Linked DNA regions of Homo sapiens: region 2 is linked to region 1. A link is an interaction called in ENCODE POLR2A ChIA-PET data of the cell type or tissue named here. Cell type or tissue: PC-9. All regions are shown on one strand. Links, peaks and the distances in the headings refer to the core of each region. The heading gives the core; the rest is flanking DNA. Region 1 overlaps UBE2G1 (ubiquitin conjugating enzyme E2 G1). Region 2 overlaps UBE2G1 (ubiquitin conjugating enzyme E2 G1).

Evidence for each region. ChIA-PET counts read pairs that join two places held together with the same protein. Peaks named below come from ENCODE experiments on the same cell type or tissue, not always from the same donor. Only the 100,000 strongest peaks of a DNase experiment are listed, where the experiment ranks them.
Region 2: POLR2A ChIA-PET joins it to region 1 with 18 read pairs; 9 of 35 experiments call an interaction of 5 or more read pairs at or near these places.

Annotation. Positions count from the first base shown.
Region 1 is chr17:4,342,784-4,352,059 of GRCh38, reverse strand. All of the region lies in intron 1 of UBE2G1 (ubiquitin conjugating enzyme E2 G1), which reads left to right. Among named protein-coding and RNA genes, the nearest start is that of UBE2G1, 19 kb to the left of the region's middle. In PC-9, for the core only: no CTCF peak of the experiment used is centred there; no DNase peak of the experiment used is centred there; H3K27ac peaks cover 1,522 bases.
Region 2 is chr17:4,271,834-4,281,109 of GRCh38, reverse strand. It overlaps UBE2G1 (ubiquitin conjugating enzyme E2 G1), which reads left to right. Exons shown (of 6, transcript NM_003342.5): 6 at 8,594-9,276. Among named protein-coding and RNA genes, the nearest start is that of ANKFY1, 12 kb to the right of the region's middle. In PC-9, for the core only: no CTCF peak of the experiment used is centred there; no DNase peak of the experiment used is centred there.

The DNA of each region.
Region 1 (9,276 bases), core at 925-8,924:
TCTCTAACTCCTCACCTCACCCGCCTCAGCCTTTCGAAGTGCTGGGATTGCAGGCGTGAGCCACTGCACCTGGCCAAGACCACCGCATTTTATACCACTGCACACTGTCTGTTAAACTCTGAAGTCTTTGTAACTTTTGGAAGGGGAACTAATAACTATTGGTGATGGCCGCATCTGGTATTTTGAGTCTGTTTGCCATCTTTTGGGCTTTAGGATTCTAAAACTAAATTACTTATTTAAGGTTTATATAGAGAGAGGAGTGTTATTCCGAGGTCTTCCTTGATACTCTTTCACCCTAGGTAAACAGAGGATTGTATTTCCCTATTTTTTTGTATTTAGCAGTGCGTAAGGTTTATATTATCCTCATTAGTACTTTAGGCTGTGCTAATTTCTTTTTTCTGTTCATTCTTTTTTCTTCTTTTACTTGGCACTGACAAAGCTCAGAATAATTTCTGATTTTCAGACTGCTGTGAACATTTATGGTATGATAGTTCCCCTAGGAAAATACTGTATTTTTGCTATCTTCTCTGGTTATTTCTACATCTCTCCCTTAGGATGACACCTTTGCTCTTCTTCTGCCCTGAGCATTTGCCAAATGGATACAACAAAATTCTCGTTATCCAGTTTGGTTTATATTTAACTCTTGCAGGTGCAGCAGTGGCACAGACGAGGGTATTGTGTTGCCTGCTACCCTCTTCAGCCTCTAAGCCATATGGCATGGCTATTGGGGAAGCAATATGACTGTGATAGGATTTTTGTTTTTAAATAAACCTTTTTAGAAGAGTTTCAGATACACAGAAGAACTGTGAGAATAGTACAGTGAGTTCTTACATACCCTGCATTCAGTTTCTCTTATTTTTAACCTTTCCCCCACCCCCCAGCCCCCGTGAGACAGTCTCCCTCTGTCAGCCAGGCTCACTGCAACCTCTGCCTCCTGGGCAGAGGTGATTCTCCTGTCTCAGAGTCCCGAGTAGCTGGGATTACAGGCACGCACCACTACACCTGGCTAAATTTTTTTTTTTTTTTTTTGACGAAGTCTTGCTCTGTCGCCCAGGCTGGAGTGCAGTGGTGAGATCTCGGGTCACTGCAAGCTCTGCCTCCCGAGTTCACGCCATTCTCCTGCCTCAGCCTCCCGAGTAGCTGGGACTACAGGCGCCTGCCACCATGCCCGGCTAGTTTTTTTGTATTTTTAGTAGAGGCGGGGTTTCACCATGTTAGCCAGGATGGTCTCGACCTCCTGACCTCGTGATCTGCCCTCCTCGGCCTCCCAAAGTGCTGGGATTACAGACGTGAGCCAACACGTCCAGCCTCATACTATTTTTAAATGAGCTGGATTCAAACATTTTCTCTGTTGGAATGGCGAAGACATCATTATCAGGAAAATGATATAGCTGCATCATCTAAGAGTGATTTAAATAGATAAATTATAACCTAAATAATTACGTCTAAGTTGCTGGGTGCACATTTTTACAATTAGTTTAATTTGGAGACTGACACTGTTCAGAGCCAGATGTTCTCTGAATTCTTTATTATTTATTTTGAAATGTTCAAGGTGATACTTAGTTTTAACTGCCTTGACAGTGTTCTTTTTTGTTTTTTTTGAGACAGGGTCTTGCTCTGTTGCCCAGGCTGGAGTGCAGTGGCACAATCTCAGCTTACTGCAGCCTCTGCCTCCCAGGTTCAAGCAATTCTCCCACCTCAGCCACCTGAGTAGCTGGGATTACAGGCGCACCACCATGCTCAGCTAATTTTTGTATTTTTGGTAGAGACGAGGTTTCACCATGTTGGCCAGGCTGGTCCTAAACTCCTGACCTCAGGTGATCCACCCTTCTCAGCCTCCCAAAGTGCTGGGAATACAGGTGTGAGTTACCACGCCTGGCCAACAATGTTCTAAGTTAGTTACATTAGCCATAATATGTAAGATAGAAATTTGCTCATTTGTATATAAGAAGATTCTGAAAAAGTTTTAAGCGCTGGGTGCAGTGACTTAACTTCTGTAATCCCAACATTTTGGGAGGCCGAGGCAGGAGGATTGCTTGAGTCCAGGAGTTTTGAGACCAGCCTGAGCAAGATGGTGAGGTCCCCTCTCTCCCACTTTGAATAGGTATGCTATAAGTAACAGGCCTTTGAAACTCATTTTGGGTATTGTGAAGATGTTATATTACAGTGTCCTTTTATTTATTTAATTTGAGGTTAAATGTAATTTTTTTTTTTTTTGAGACGGAATCTCGCTCTGTCGCCGAGACTGGAGTGTAGTGGCGCAATCTCGGCTCACTGCAAGCTCCGCCTCCCGGGTTCATGCCATTCTTCTGCCTCAGCCTCCCGAGTAGCTGGGACTACTGGTGCATGCCACCACGCCCGGCTAATTTTTTGTATTTTTAGTAGAGACGGGGTTTCACCGTGTTAGCCAGGATGGTCTCAATCTCCTGACCTCGTGATCCGCCCACCTCGGCCTCCCAAGCTGCTGGGATTACAGGCGTGAGCCACAGCGCCTGGCCAATTAAATGTATTTTATTTTTAGACAACTATGTGACGTGTTTTTTTTTTAAAAACAATGCCTCCATTCCAAATCAAAATAAATGAAGAGTTCAAGATGACATCAGTTCCATTTGTTTTAAGTTCTGGTGTTGTGTGAATGACAAGCAGCAGCCAGTTATGACGGCAGGTGATCCAAAGTAATTGCCAAATTTGTTAACATTTTTCCATCTCTAAACCATCCTTAAAGAAAAACATATATGGTGTCACACCATTCTCATGGTAGTCCTAGGCTGGAGTGCAGTGGTGCAAATTTGGCTCACTGCAACCTCTGCCTCCCGGGTTCAAGCAATTCTCCTGCCTCAGCATCCTGAGTAGCTGGGACTACACGCATGCGCCACGACATCTGGCTAATTTTTGTATTTTAGTAGAGACAGGGTTTCACCATGTTGGTCAGGCTGTTTTCAAACTCCTGACCTCGTGATCTGCCCACCTCGGCCTCCCAAAGTGCTGAGATTACAGGCGTGAGCCACCTCGCCCAGCCTAATTTTTGTATTCTTAGTAGAGACTGGGTTTCACCATGTTGGCCAGGCTGGTCTTGAACTCTTGACCTCGTGATCTGCCTGCCTTGGCCTCCCAAAGTGCTGGGATTACAGGTGTGAGCGACCGTGCCCGGCCCTATTATTATTAATTAATTAATTTTTATTTTTATTTTTATTTTTTTGAGACGGAGTCTTGTTGTGTCTCCCAGGCTGGAGTGCAGTGGCATAATCTCAGCTGACTGCAACCTCTGCCTCCCAGGTTCAAGTGATTCTTGTGCCTCAGCCTCCTGAGTACCTGGAATTATAGGCACATGCCACCATGCCTAGTTAATTTTTGTATTTTAGTAGTGGTGGGGTGTCACCATGTTGGCCAGGCTGGTCTTGAACTGCTGATCTCATGATCTACCCACTTCAGCCTCCCAAAGTGCTGGGATTACAGGCATGAGCCATTGCCCCCGGCCTGTTCTTTAATTTTTTTTTTTTTTTTTTTGAGACGGAGTCTCGCTCTGTCGCCCAGGCTGGAGTGCAGTGGCGGGATCTCGGCTCACTGCAAGCTCTGCCTCCCGGATTCACGCCATTCTCCTGCCTCAGCCTCCCAAGTAGCTGGGACTACAGGCGCCCGCCACTACGCCCGGCTAATTTTTTGTATTTTTAGTAGAGACGGGGTTTCACCGTTTTAGCCGGGATGGTCTCGATCTCCTGACCTCGTGATCCGCCCGCCTCGGCCTCCCAAAGTGCTGGGATTACAGGCGTGAGCCACCGCGCCCGGCCTATTTTTTTCTTTACAGACAGGGTCTTGCTCTGTCACCTAGACTGGAGTGCAGTGGTGTGGTTATAGCTCACTGCAGCCTCAGCCTCCTGGGCTTAGGTGATCCTCCTGCCTCAGCCTCCCAAGTAGTTGGGACTACAGGTGCACGCCATTGCGCCTGGCTAACTTTTAAAATTTCTTGGCCAGGTGTCCACTAATCTTAATCGTTTCTAGCGTTTGATTTAAAGTGAGACCACTTGAACATTTAGAGGCCATTCTAGGGTTATTATTTGACTTAATTTCAGTATTGTTGTGTCTCAGGATAATTGGGAGTCCTGAGAATCAGGGAGACAGACAGGAACTGGCAGTTGGTGGAGCAGTCAGAACACACACAACGTTTATTAAGCTTGCTTTCTCATATGGGCACAATTCGTGGTGCCCCAAAACAATTATAATAGAAAAACCAAAGATCACTGATCACAGATCACCATAACAAATATAGTAATAATGAAAAAAACTGGCCAGGCGCGGTGGCTCACGCCTTTATCCTGTCACTTTGGGAGGCTGAGATGGGTGGATCACTTGAGGTCAGGAGTTTGAGACCAGCCTGGTCCACGTGGTGAAAACCTGTATCTACTAAAAGAATACAAAAATTAGCCAGACATGGTGGCATTTGCCTGTAGTTGCAGCTATTTGGGAGGCTGAGGCATGAGAATCTCTCAAACCTAGGAGGTGGAGGTTGCAGTGAGCTGAGATTGTGCCACTGCACTCCAGTCTGGGTGACAGAGCGAGACTCTATGTCCAAAAAAAAAAAAAAAAAAAAAAGAAGAAATACTGTGAGAATTACCGAAATATGACACAGAGACATCAAGTGAGCACATGATGTTGGAAAAATGGCACTGATAGACTTGCTTGATGAACCTTCAATTTGTTAAAAACACAGTAACTGAAGTGCATTAAAACAAGATGTGCCTGTGAATGAAACATAAATAAATTTTGTGTTTAATAGACTTGGGTTACATTTCCAGGATGTCTCATTATGTGTATGCAAATATTCCAAAATCTGAAATCCAGAATGTTTTTGGTCCCAAGCATTTTAGATAAGGGATACTCAACCTGTGGTACATTTATTATTATTTTTTTGAGCTGGAGTAACTCTGTTGCCCAGGGCTGGAGTGCAGTGGCATGATCTTGGCTCACTGCAACCTCCGCCTCCTGGGCTCAAGCGATCCTCCTGCCTCCGCCTCCTGAGTGGCTGAGATTACAAGCATACACCACCATGCCCGGCTAATTTTTGTATTTTTAGTAGAGACGGGGTTTCACTGTGTTGGCCAGGTTGGTCTCCAACTCCTGACCTCAAGTGATCCGCCCGCCTTGGTCTCCCAAAGTGCTGGGATTACAGGCATGAGCCACCGCGTCTGATCCTGTGCTACATTATATCACTAGCACATAACACAATACTGGGCATATATAGATACTCAGCAAATATATTTTGAATGAATCACAGAGTTTAAGTTTCCTCTGTCTTCCTTTCTTGACTTCTATTGAAAATGTAAGCTGGAGCTGGACGCGGTGGCTCACACCTGTAATCACAGCACTTTGGGAGGCCGAGGCGGGTGGATCACGAGGTCAGGAGTTCAAGACCAGCCTGGCCAACATAGTGAAACCCCGTCTCTACTAAAAATACAAAAATTAGCCGGGCATGGTGGTGCACACCTATAGTCCCAGCCACTTGGGAGGCTGAGGCAAGAAGAATCGCTTGAACCCAGGAGGCAGAGGTTGCAGTGAGCCGAGATCGCGCCACTGCACTCCAGCCTGGGCAACAGCGCGAGACTCTGTCTCAAAAAAAAAAAAAAAAAAAAAGAAGAAGAAAATGTAAGCTGTATAGATGAGACTGCAGTAACTCATCTACTGTGAAGGACCATACAAAACAAGTGTATTAGCTATCTAATACATATTTAGGATTATTTCGGTATAAGTCTGGATAAGGAGCAACAAAGGGTGTGGAGGGGAGTCTGTGTGGTTTTTACAGGTAAGGATTTAGGCTTTTAGTCTGAGTGAGGCATTCATGGTTATTGTTGGTTAGTACTAACATTTGATGTTTATTTAATTAGTGTAAAAGGCTTTCAGAAGGTAGAAAGTATGAGTTAAAATTGGTCTTCAGATTACTGGTTGTAAATCAGACTGTATTTTAAGGTTAGTCATTTTTATAAAGAGGAAGTTGTTTAGCAATTCTGAATCCTATATTGTTGCAATATCAATAGCAGATGCTAGAATCCTATTAGTAATCCCAAGGTAAAATGAATTCTAAAAGTGCAATCTTGAATTATTCAACACTTGGTATCCAAATTATATGAAATATAATCATCCATTTTATGATTTTGAATAGAACTGTAGGTTGTTTTCTTAAATAAGAGTTGTTCTTCCTCCGCCTTCTCATTTTGAGTCCCTGGAATCTGTTCTATTTTTACTTGGGGATCTACATACTAAAGCTGTCTCTGATTTCATGCTCTGAAGATCAACAAGAGACCTTCCCTTGTAAGATGAGAATTGTGTAGTAGGTGACTATTAGAAGAGTAAACAAGTCTTAAGTCTGTAAACATTTTTTCAGTAAATGCAATGGAGTACCAGATATCTCTCGTTACTATGACTAAAGAAAGTTCAATGGTAAATTCAGTAGCTGTTTATTTGCCTTGATAAGTAATTGCTAGAAGTAATAGTAATTGTTTTTATAGTGTTACCGAAGGTTTATTTACTGTATGTGTGATTTTTAAAGTTTTAAAGGGATCAATGAAAGTTATGTATAGGGAATATTTGTAAGTTACTGGAAATAAGCCAGGAATTGAATTTTTAAAAGTGCCTTTCAGAGTAAATTATATTTTCATTTTCTTTATAGAATGAAAGTGGAACAATATTGTTTAAAATTCAAATTGAGCATCATTTGTACTTTTCAGGCCATTAGAATCTGCTCGAGGCTTGTGTGGGAAAGATTATTTGATTATTTATTAGATTACCTTTGGCTAAACATTGCAGAGAAAAGTTGTTGACACCTTTTCCCCTCAAACAAAGTAATAACCCCCTGAATCTAAAATAAAAGTTGGAAAAAAGTCATGAAAACTAAGTTGCTCATGAGGGGCTTGGACTTCCTTGTATTTCTGGCTGCCCATTTGGTGCTGTCACTCTGCTTGTCCCTTCTGGGCTTCTTGCTTTAATGTGACATCATATCAGACTTTTAGTTCTGAATTAATGTATTTGCAAAGCTCATTTAAAATTTTCAGTAATTCTGTTTGTAATTTGAAGTTTGATTCTTCATTTCTTAGCCACATAAACATTTTTGAATTTTGAATTGTGGGAAATTTCTGAAGGCAGGTAAAATACTTATTTTTTAATACCTTAACTCTCATCCCTTTTATTTTTTATTTATTTTTTATATATTTAGGGACAGAGTCTCTGTAGCCCAGGCTGCAATGAGGTGGCACAGTGATAGCTCACTGCAGCCTCAAACCCCTGGGCTCAAGTGATCCTCCTGTCTCAGCCTCCCATGTAGCTAGGACTATACCACCACATGGTACACCACCACACCCAGCTAAGTTTTATGTTTATTTTTTGTAGAGATGGGGGTTTCTCATTGTGTTGCCCAGGCCGGTCTCAAACCTCTGGCCTCAGCCTCCCAAAGTGCTAGGATTACAGGTGTGAGTCACCGCACCTGGCTGAGAGCTTTTTCCTTTCCTTTTTTTTTTTTGAGAGCTTTCTTCATATGGCGTTTCACTCTTGTCGTCCAGGCTGGAGTGCAGTGGCGCAATCTCGGCTCATTGCAGCCTCCGCCTCCCGGGTTCAAGAGATTCTCCTGCCTCAGCCTCCCGAGTAGCTGGCACTACAGGCCCCCATCACCACACCCAGCTAATTTTTTGTAGTTTTAGTAGAGACGGGGTTTCACTGTGTTAGTCAGGATGGTTTCAATGTCCTGACCTCGTGATCCGCCTGCCTCGGCCTCCCAAAGTGCTGGGATTACAGGCGCGAGCCACCGCGCCCGGCCGGGCTTCTTGATTGTAGATTCTTTGAGGTACAGACTTACTTTGTATAACACTCAGTGTTAACAGCTCTAAGTACTTAACTCTTGATTGCTTTTTTTCTTGGTATGCAATTTATTCCTCCTATGAACTTGCTTTACGATTGATTGAGAATAACCTTGGCTCCTCCTTCAATAAATGAAGGACTTAGTGCTGTTTTAGAAGCCTGTTGGAGTACCATTGTATTTGTTTGCCTGTTTTTGTCTTTTGGCTAATAGTCATTGCTATTTTTTTCCAGAAACATCCCCAGAGCTTTAGTCTCCAGAGTTTGTATCTGTTGCAACTGAGGAGAAATCTACCAGTATAAATGTTTCTGCTCCTCTTGAAAAAAGGTTTGAGGCTGGGCGCGGTGGCTCACGCCTGTAATCCCAGCACTTTGGGAGAATGAGGCGGGCGGATCATGAGGTCAGGAGATCGAGACCATCCTGGCAAACAAGTGAAACCCTGTGTCTAATTAAAGTACAAAAAATTAGCCGGGCGTGGTGGTGGGCGCCAGTAGTCCCAGCTACTCAGAAGGCTGAGGCAGGAGAATGGCGTGAACCCAGGAGGCGGAGCTTGCAGTGAGCCGAGATTGCGCCACCACACTCCAGCCTGGGCGACAGAGCGAGACTCCGTCTCAAAAAAAAAAAGAAAAAAGGTTTGAAGAAGAGTATAGTGAAATGCCACCCAAACCAACCTTCATATATATGAAAAGAGGGCTTGGACATAAAATTTTTTTTTGAGATGGAGTCTCACTCTTTTCATCCAGGCTGGAGTCCAGTGTCATGATTTTGGCTCACTGCAACCTCCGCCTCCTGGGTTAAAGCAATTCTTCTGCCTCAGCCTCCCTTGTAGCTGGGACTACACCTCAGGTGACCCACCCACCTGGGCCTCCCAAAGTGCTGGGATTACAGGCGTGAGCTACCGCGCCTGGCCTGGACTTGTTATTAATATAAACTTTTAGAGCCTTTAAGCCATAGGATCATGTAAAAATTACCTTATGTTGGTACTTTGAATTTAAAGTGCTGGCAGATCACACATAATCTTCAAATTGAATTCTACATTTAACAAATATTTGAGTGCCTACTTTTGTAAACATAGCAGTACATTAAAGAACAGGACATGAAAGTTTTGCTGGTACAAAGTTTTGCAGTTATTGTGGGAAGACAGATGGTAAACTAGATAATTAAATTAAAAATGTGGTGTATTAGGTAGTGATAAGTGCCCTGGAGAGAAAATAAAGCGGGGAAAGGGAATGAAAAGTTGAGGGTGGAGTACTGATGTCTTGAAGAGCTTTCCAGGCCAAGAGAAGAACAGTACAGGGGCGCTGCAGTGGGAGAGAGGCCTGGCAATGTCAGAGGAGCAGCAAAGGGTGTGGAGGGGAGGCTGTGTGATTTTTTACAGGTAAGGATTTAGGCTTTTACTCAGAGTGAGGTACCCGTGAGGTTTTTCAGCACTGGAG
Region 2 (9,276 bases), core at 640-8,639, 71 kb after region 1:
GCTATCCTTGTTTCCTGATTTGCATGTACTGTAAGAGGTTCTCTAGGGTATATACTTGGGGTGGAATTCTTAAATCAAGGGTACGCGTATTTCATTTTGAGTAGATAATGCCAAATTGTTTTCTAAAGTGTTCCTTCTTTTCATAGTCCCATTGGCAAGGATAAAGATCCCCTTTGTGGCCAGGTGCGGTGGCTCACACCTGTAATCCCAGCACTTTGGGAGGCCGAGGCGGGTGGATCACAAGGTCAGGAGTTCAAGACCAGCCTGGCCAATATGGTGAAACCCCATCTCTACTAAAAATATAAAAAATTAGCCAGGCACAGTGGCGTGCGCCTGTTGTCCCAGTTAGGAGGCTGAGGCAGGAGAATCGCTTGAACCCGGGAGGCGGAGGTTGCGGTGAGCCGAGATCACACCACTGCACTCCAGCCTGTGCAACAAGAACAAAACTCCGTTCCAAAAAAAAAAAAGATTCCCAGCCGGGCATGGTGGCTCATGCCTGTAACCCAGCATTTTGGGAGGTTGAGATGGGCAGATCACTTACAAGACCAGCCTGGTCCATGTGGCTGAAACCCCATCTCTACCAAAAAATATAAAAATTACCAAGGTGTAGTGGTGCACTCCTATAGTCCCAGCTACTCAGGAGGCTGAGATGGGAGAATCACTTGAACCCAGGAGGCGGAGGTTGCAGTGAGCTGAGATTGCATCATTGCACTCCAGCCTGGGCAACAGAGCGAGACTCCATCTCAAAAAAAAAAAAAAAAAAAAAAAAAAAAGCCCAGGTGCCGCGGCTCACACTTGTAATCCTAGCACTTGTGGGAGCTGAGGCAGGTGGATTACCTGATGATGGGAGTTCAAGACCAGCCTGGCCAACATGGTGAAACCTCGTCTCTACCAGATATACAAAAAATTAGCCATGTGCAGTGGTGCACACCTGTAATCCTAGCTACTCTGGAAGCTGAGGCAGGAGAATCACTTGAACCCAGGAGGCGGAGGCTGCGATGAGCCGAGATCACGCCACTGCACTCTAGCCTGGGCTACAGAGTGAGACTTCATCTCAAAAAAAAAAAAAAAAGTCTATCTATCTAAATCTGGATATTGTGGACTTAATATGAATTGCCCTAGTTACCAGTGAAATTGCATATCGTTTCATGTGTTTGACCATTGAGGTTTTCTCTGTGAATTGCGTGTTCAGGTTTTTAGATTACTTTTTCAGTTTGTTGATTTGTGTACTTGTCCTTTTATTTTCTTTGTGGTATCCTTTGGACAAACTGAGGTTCATATATATATATATATATATATATATATATATATATATATATATATAACTTTTTTTTGGGGGCAGAGTTTCGCTGTGTCGCTCGGGCTGGATTGCAGTGGTGCAATCTCGGCTCACTGCAATCTCCGTCTCCTGGGTTCAAGCAGTTCTAGTGCCTCAGCGTCCCAGAGTGCTGGGATTACGGGCATGAGCCACCGCACCTGGCCTGAGGTTCTTAATTTTAATGCAGGTGAATTGATTAGTCTTTTCCTTTATGGATTTTACTTTTCGTTTCTTGGCTAGAGAGCCTGTTCTTTTTTAACCACCAAAAATCTGTTTTGTTTCGCTTTTCATATTTGTGTTGAATCCATTGAAATTGATTTTTGTGTATGGTATGAGGTAGAGGTTGAACTTCACTCACCCCACTTTCCCCTGATGTGTAACTGTTGACTGTACCATTTATTGACAAGTCCTTGCTTTCACCACTGGTACACAGTGCCTGTTATGTTCTACAATCAGATTTCCAACACATCAGCCAGTACGTGTTGATCTGTTTTGGGCATTTTTTTTTTTTTTTTTGAGATGGAGTTTCACTCTCATTGCCCAGGCTGGAGTGCAATGGCGTGATCTCAGCTCACTGCAACCTCCGCCTCCCAGGTTCAAGCAATTATCCTGCCTCAGCCTCCCAAGTAGCTGGGATTACAGGTGTGTGCCACCACTCCTGGCTTATTTTGTATTTTTTAGTAGAGATGGGATTTCACCATGTTGGTCAGGCTGGCCTCGAACTCCTGACCTCAAGTGATCCACCTGCCTTGGCCTCTCACAGTGCTGGGATGACAGGCATGAGCCACTGTGGCTGGCCATGGGCTTTTGTATTTTTCAATGGTTGGCTTGTTTATCTTAATTTTAATTTATTTTTGTGATTAAATGTATCAAATGCAAAGGTTTAAGTCCGAAGTAAAGCTAAAGTCTGTCCACCATTTATCCTGTTTTCATGTTTGATATCTCTGGTTTCTAGAAAAAATTTAGATGTGCTTTCAGATCTCCTTATTATAACCAGAAGTGCTCCCCTTTACTACCAGATATACCATGCAGTCTAAAAATTATTCCTATTTTCACCATCTTTTAAAAATCTGCTTAGGAAGTAAATGCCTCAGTAAGTACCTAAACCAATCATTAGTTGAACTAAAAGTGTAATCATTTAAAAATTGAATTAAATATACATCACACCAAAATCACTAATGTGTTCTAACAATGGGTCTATATTTCACTCATCTGTCTGATATTCAGAGTATAGTATGCTAGCTTGTCCAGCCTGCAGCCTGCGGGCCACATGTATCCCAGGACAGCTTTGAATGCAGCCCAACACAAATTGGTAGAATTTCGTAAAACATCAAGATTTTTTTTTATTTTTTCTTTTTTAAGTTCATCAGCTGTGGTTAGTGTTAGTGTATTTTGTGTGGCCCAAGACAATTTGTCTTCCAGTGTGGTTCAGAGAAGCCAAAAGACTGGGCACCCCTGCTGTAGACAATCAAATGCTTAAATAAATGAGTCAGTCTTCTTTTTATTGAGATGTGCACCTAATTTTTAAATGTCATTGCCATTACACAATTTTTTTGTATTAAGGCTTTATACCATGGAAACCTGTTTCCTTAGGCCGGGCGCGGTGGCGCATGCATGTAAGCCCAGCACTTTGGGAGGCCAAGATGGGTGGATCACTTGAGGTCAGGAGTTCAAGACCAGCCTGGCCAACATGGTGAAACCCCGTCTCCACTAAAAATACAAAAAGTAGCTGGGCGTAGTGGTAGGCGCCTGTAATTCCAGCTACTTGGGAGGCTGACGCAGGAGAATCACTTGAATCCCGGAGGCAGAGGCTGCAGGAGGCAGAGGCAGTGAGCCAAGAGAGTGAGACTCCATCTCAAACAAAAAAAAAAAAATGTAAAAGATACCTGTTTCCCCAAGGCCGGCTTTGTAGACTGAATAGTCAGCAGCCTCACCTGTCTCTTCTTGAAGGCTGGCTTTTCTCACGGCTTTATCACCATGCACTTTCTGAGTATTTTTTGTGTTTTCAGTCATGTGATAGGACATAGACGTGAACGAAAACTCACTATAAACACTTGAAAAATGTATTGTCTGTCTGGGCTGAACTGAAAGTGAAATCAATTTAAGATTATTTGAAAATACATATTTATCTACATTCAAGTCCATGACCCACACATATTTTCTCAAAATGCACGGATTACTGTGGGTGCCACTTGGCCCAGGCTTTATCTCACATTTTGTTAGTGTTTATACCTTGTCCTATATAGAGATTATTAGTACCCTTATGTTCTAATTCAGCTGTGGGGTAGGAAGAATAGAGAGGAAAAGGAAACAAATTCTCCCCTTGCCACAGATGAGAACCATGGCTACTTTGTGTACCACTGGACAGGAGGACTCCGTTCTGCACCAAGGCTAGAGGGACTGTATTGGTTCTTTATTGCTACGTAACAAATTACTAAAACTTAGTGGCTTGAAACAACATTTATTATCTCATGATTTCCATGGCCATGGGATCTGGGTGTGGCTTGGTTGACTCCGGGTCTCTCATAAGGCTGTGGTCAAGGTGTTGACTCAACTGGGGTGCATCTGGTTCCAGGCACGACTGAGTTCCTCCTCACTGCCTGTTGGCTGGAGTTCTCCCTCAGTTCTGTCTACTGAAGACCTCTCCATAAGTCAATTCACAACATGGCAGTTGGCTTCATCAGAGGCAGCAAGTGAGAGAGGGTGAGCCAGGTGTGGGTAGACTGCCTTGAGGGAGGCAGTCATTCCCAAGCTTCGGGAACCTTGTCTGCTGTAAAGCACAGCTGAGTTCCCCTGTAGGAATCGCTGGTGCTTACCTGCATTCAGTGACTAGTGGATTAGACGGGTGGAGTTGGGTTGGTACAAAGGCTTGGTCAACTGGCTCTTTTGTCTTGTTTGGGAATTCTCGGGAAGGTCATTCTAACATAGTATTGACTGAGGCCTTTGTTTCAACTGCCTTGAGTTAGTTCATCTTCTCCCTTTGTCTAAGCTTGCATCCCTCACTCTTGTTTTTGAGAGCACCTCCTGACAAACCTCAAATCTCTGCCTCAGAATCCGTTTCCTAGGGAACTTGACCCAGAATAAGTACTACGGATTGCGTAACTCAGCACAGTAAGGTAGAAGGCTGCCTGCCTGCCTTACTTAGTTGCAGATGTGGGGCATGAATCTATAGTTATTTCTAACACATTTGCAAAGGCACTGTCCTCTTGGGGAAAGAAGGAACACATAGAATGCGATAGATACACTATACTGACCTGTAAAGACTGTTTGCCTAGCCAGGTAGACCAAGCATAAAACAAAGTAAGGTTAAACCACATTAAAAACTTCAGTGGAGGCCAGGGGCAGTGGCTCACGCCTGTAATCCCAGCACTTTGGGAGGCGAAGATCGGTGGGTGGGAGTTTGAGACCAACATGGCAAAACCGCTTCCTACTAAAAATACAAAAAAAAAAATTAGCCAGTACGGTGGTGTGCGACTGTAATCCCAGCTACTCGGGAGGCTGAGGCAGGAGAATCACTTCAACCTGGGAGGCGGAGATTGCACCACTGCACTCCAGCCTGGGCGACAGAGGGTAACTCTGTCTCCAAAAAAAAGGGCGGGGGGGCTTCAGTGGGAGTAGAAGCAGACCATGACTCAATTTGAGGTGGTTAGGATAGAGGTTAGAAGTAGGGCTGCTGGTGACATTGCAAGTCTCCAGAGTAGAGATGAAGATCTGTTTGGTGTAGAGAGCAGTACTTACCAGGGCAAGGACAACTTGGAGACTGCACAATTAGGGTACAGAAGGAAGAGACAGAGACTGGCTTGGTAACATGCAGGAGAGTTAGGAGAGTGAGTTCTCACAGAGAGCTCAGAAAGGAAGTTGGTGTTAGAGCTACTCACCAATCTCATGGTAGAAGACGACGAGCAGCACGGTCCCAGTGTGGGGGAAAAAGTCAGCGGATTGGTGACGGAGCAGGAGTACACTGGGTGGCTGTGTAGGGTGATTTGGAACTTTTGGAAGCATTTTTTTGTGAAGGGTAATGGGGAAAACTTAATTGGTATTGGCTGTTTTCACTTACAAGATCATTGAAACACTTAAGATCATTGAAATACTTCCCTATGATTGAAGAATTACTTTTATTTTTGTCATTAACATCAAAAAGTGGCTTCTATTTGGGAGCACATTGGTCTGTTTTATATTTTTTTAGATCTTTTTAAAAGATTAGGTTTTGTAGCCATATGGAAAATTAAAGACGACTCTAGTTTTAGAAATATTAATAAATGGAATAAGACACTCAAGTTCTTTGGAGGTAAACCATCTCCAGATTTTTAGGTTAAAAAGCAGGCATAATTCTGAGAAGATATGAGGCAAATGACAGGTGCAATTGATATAATTTCAATTAATATTGAAACATAAATTCTGCGAAATGGATATGCTTAAAATGTAAATGACTGTTGCAAGTCAGCACCATTTATTTGCAGTGTTGTGCTGGTTAATTCAGTTTCACATTTATCTTTCTGGAGAAAAGAATGACAAAACCTGCCTTTTCTGTACTGAGGCCTTGTCTCTATTTAGAATTTAGTATAACTTTTATTAAAAGGGAAGAGGGATAGATTTTCTTTTTCCTCTGCTGAAAAGGGTAATGCTGTTTAAAACTGGATCTTTGCTATTAAAAGGCTAGGTCGCCTGATTTTAGTGTTGTTTTTTTTTAAGACGGGAGTCTTGCTCTGTTGCCTAGGCTGGAGTGCAGTGGCGTCCTCCCCTGCCCTGTTCTGTTCCTTTTTTGAGACAAGGTCTCACTCTTACTGTCACTCAGGCTTCAGTGCAGTGGTACACTCATGTCTCACTGCAGCCTTGAACTCCTAGCTTCAAGTTGTCCTCCCACAGGCATGTGCCACCGTGGCTGGCTAATTATATTATTTATTGTACAGACAAGGGTCTCCTGTTGCCCAGGCTGGTCTCGAACTCCTGGTGTCTAACAATCTTCCCACCTTGGCCTCCCAAAGTGCTGGGACTACAGGCAGGAGCCACTGTGCCTGGCCATCTCTTGGGTTTCAGTGTATGTCTTTTGATTTTCTAATAAAAATATGTATGTGCATACGTGTATCTGGTGAAGGTGATATATTTGTTACTTAGTACATTTCATGCTTTGCTAAGGGCCATTTACATTGATTGGTACATGTCTTTTGGAAAGACATATAGCAGTCGTTCTACCTCTCAGGATCTTGTAGGGAGGTTGTCTAAATGGCTTTCTTTCTCCCCACAACAGAGCTTTTGGTATGGTTGCATTTGAGTGATTGTAAGATAGATCAATTTGGCCAGGCGTGGTGGCTCACGCCTCTAATCCCAGCACTTTGGGAGGCCGAGGTAGGCAGATCACGAGGTCAGAAGATCGAGACCATCCTGGCTAACACAGTGAAACCCCGTCTCTACTAAAAATACAAAAAATTAGCCGGGCATGGTGGCAGGCGCCTGTATTCCCAGCTACTCGGGAGGCTGAGGCAGGAGAATGGCGCGAACCCGGGAGGTGGAGCTTGCAGTGAGCCGAGATCGCGCCACTGCACTCCAGCCTGGGCGACAGAGCAAGACTCTGTCTCAAAAAAAAAAAAAAAAGACCATCCTGGCTAACAGGATGAAACCCCATCTGTACTAAAAATACAATAAATTAGCCGGGTGTGGTGGCGGGTGCCTGTAGATCCAGCTACTCGGGAGGCTGAGGCAGGAGAATGGCGTGAACCAGGGAGGCGGAGCTTGCAGTGAGCCGAGATCGCGCCACTGCAGCCTGGGTGACAGAGCAAGACTCCGTCTCAAAAAAAAAAATTGGTAAGTTCATATTGGGCTTTAGAAGGCATGCTGAATTTTGAACATGTCTGGTGTGAGTTAAAATTTGTCATAACTCTTTAGGTATATTTGGCTTCTCTGTGAGGAATTTAAAATTATATCCCTTGATTTCTTAGTCATCTTCTGTTTCTTTTGCCCAAAATTGTGCATGGCAATGGATTCAGAGTTTCTGAGTTCTTTGGAACACTTGACCTAAAGATGCAGTCCTAATAGGTGTTTCCTTTTCTGCTGTCCTTGGCGCCCCCACCCACCCCCCTTTCAAAGCACATATTAATATAATAAAGACTCTGAAAAGTCTAATAGTCAAATGAGACTTTTAAAGCTTTAACCACTGGGTGCAGTAGCACATGCCTGTAATCCCAACACTTTGGGAGGCCGAGGTGGCAGCGTTGCTTGAGCCTGTAGTTCAAGACCAGCCTGGGTGACGTGGTGAGGACCCTGTTTCTACAAAAAAAAATTAAAAATTATCTGGGCATGGTGGTGTGTGCCTGTGGTCCCAGCTGCTTGGGAGGCTGAGGTGTGAAGATCACTTGAGCCCAGAGGCTGCAGTGAGCCATGTTCATGCCACTACACTCCAGCATGAGGGACAGAGTGGGACCCTGTCTCAAATAAATAACAAACAAAAACTTCAACCTAGTGTTTTTCTAACTTTTTGAACAGGAAACTCAGCCATTTATTGGCTATGTGAACTTGTCTCAGCTTTAGAGGGGAGACTCCTTCATAATGATGATTGTGAGCATTCAGGAAATGAGTTTGTAAAGCGCTTAGCATGCTGCTTGGCACATCAGAACTCGATGAGGCGGTGCTGCTTTTTATGTAGATGTGTTCTTGACTTACAGTCTAACTGGATGATACGAGGCCAACAGATTTGAAACACTTAGAAACTGTGGTTGGGATGGAGGGTCATTTGTGGCAGGCTTTGTGGAGAAAATGGGTTTGAAGGGAGCTATAGTGAGTTAGATAGAATTTAGCAAGTTGGGAAGTGTGGCAATCTTAAGTTGTTTCTCTGAACATCCTCAAATGTTTGTAAATTTCCAAATCACTTGGCTTTTAAATCTTCTCTTATGGATTCTAGATTTAATATAAGTTGAAAGACATTTGAAGTATTGAAAAATCTAAATTAGCGCTGTCCAGTAGAACGTTCTGTGATGATAAGGATACAGCTGTGCTGTTCAGCTTGCCAGTCACTAGCCACATGTGACTACTGAGCACGTGAAATGTGCTTAGCATGACTCAGGAACTAAATTGTAAATTGTACTTAATGGCAATTAATTTACATTTAAAATTAAATATACCCACGTGGCTGTGAGCTACCATAATAGATAGAAACAAAGTGAGCTCAGAATGAAATTAAGGATTTGTTGTCAAATAAATCTAATATGGATAAAACCTACTTACAGTTAATTCTTTTGTAATTGATGAATTGACTATATAATGTTGTTTTTGTTGTTGTAGGTCTCCAATTGAGAAACATGGCACTGTTTTTCCTGCACTCTACCCACCTATTGCTGGACTTCTGTTGTACAAGTTGGCAAACACTGGCTGGAACTGGGCTGCAATAAAACATGCCAGTTATCAATGCTGACAAGAGCCTAACAAGTGCCAACTTACAGATGATTACGCATTTTGAATTCTAATGAACTGTTTTAACCTTCAGGAAGAATTGTAAAGACCTGTACATAGCACAACATGATCCGGATAATATATATACTGTTCATGTACATCCACAAATACACCTTGTACCAAATAATGCTTTCTTGTAGTAGAATAAGAATCGTGTAAATTCTAAGAGATTTTAGCAGGTTTTCTTTCCTATTCATTGTTTCTTATCAGTTTAAAAGGATTCCTTTAAGCATGTCAGATGAAAAGCAATTAGGATTAAAAGTTTCCATTTAATTTCCCTTAAACCCTTGAGGCTTCATTAAACTCTTTTCACTTACTAAACTTTTGTATCTTCTTTGTTTTGACACACTCCCCTTTGCTTTTATCTCTTACCTGCCAGAATGTTCTCAAATGATTTAGTTCAAATACTGAAATACTTAATGAGCAATTACTTGATTTTTAATGATGACTTCGAAGGAGTCATCACTAGGTGCTTTGTCCTTTTTGTATTCTAGTTGCACCCACCTCTTGGATTG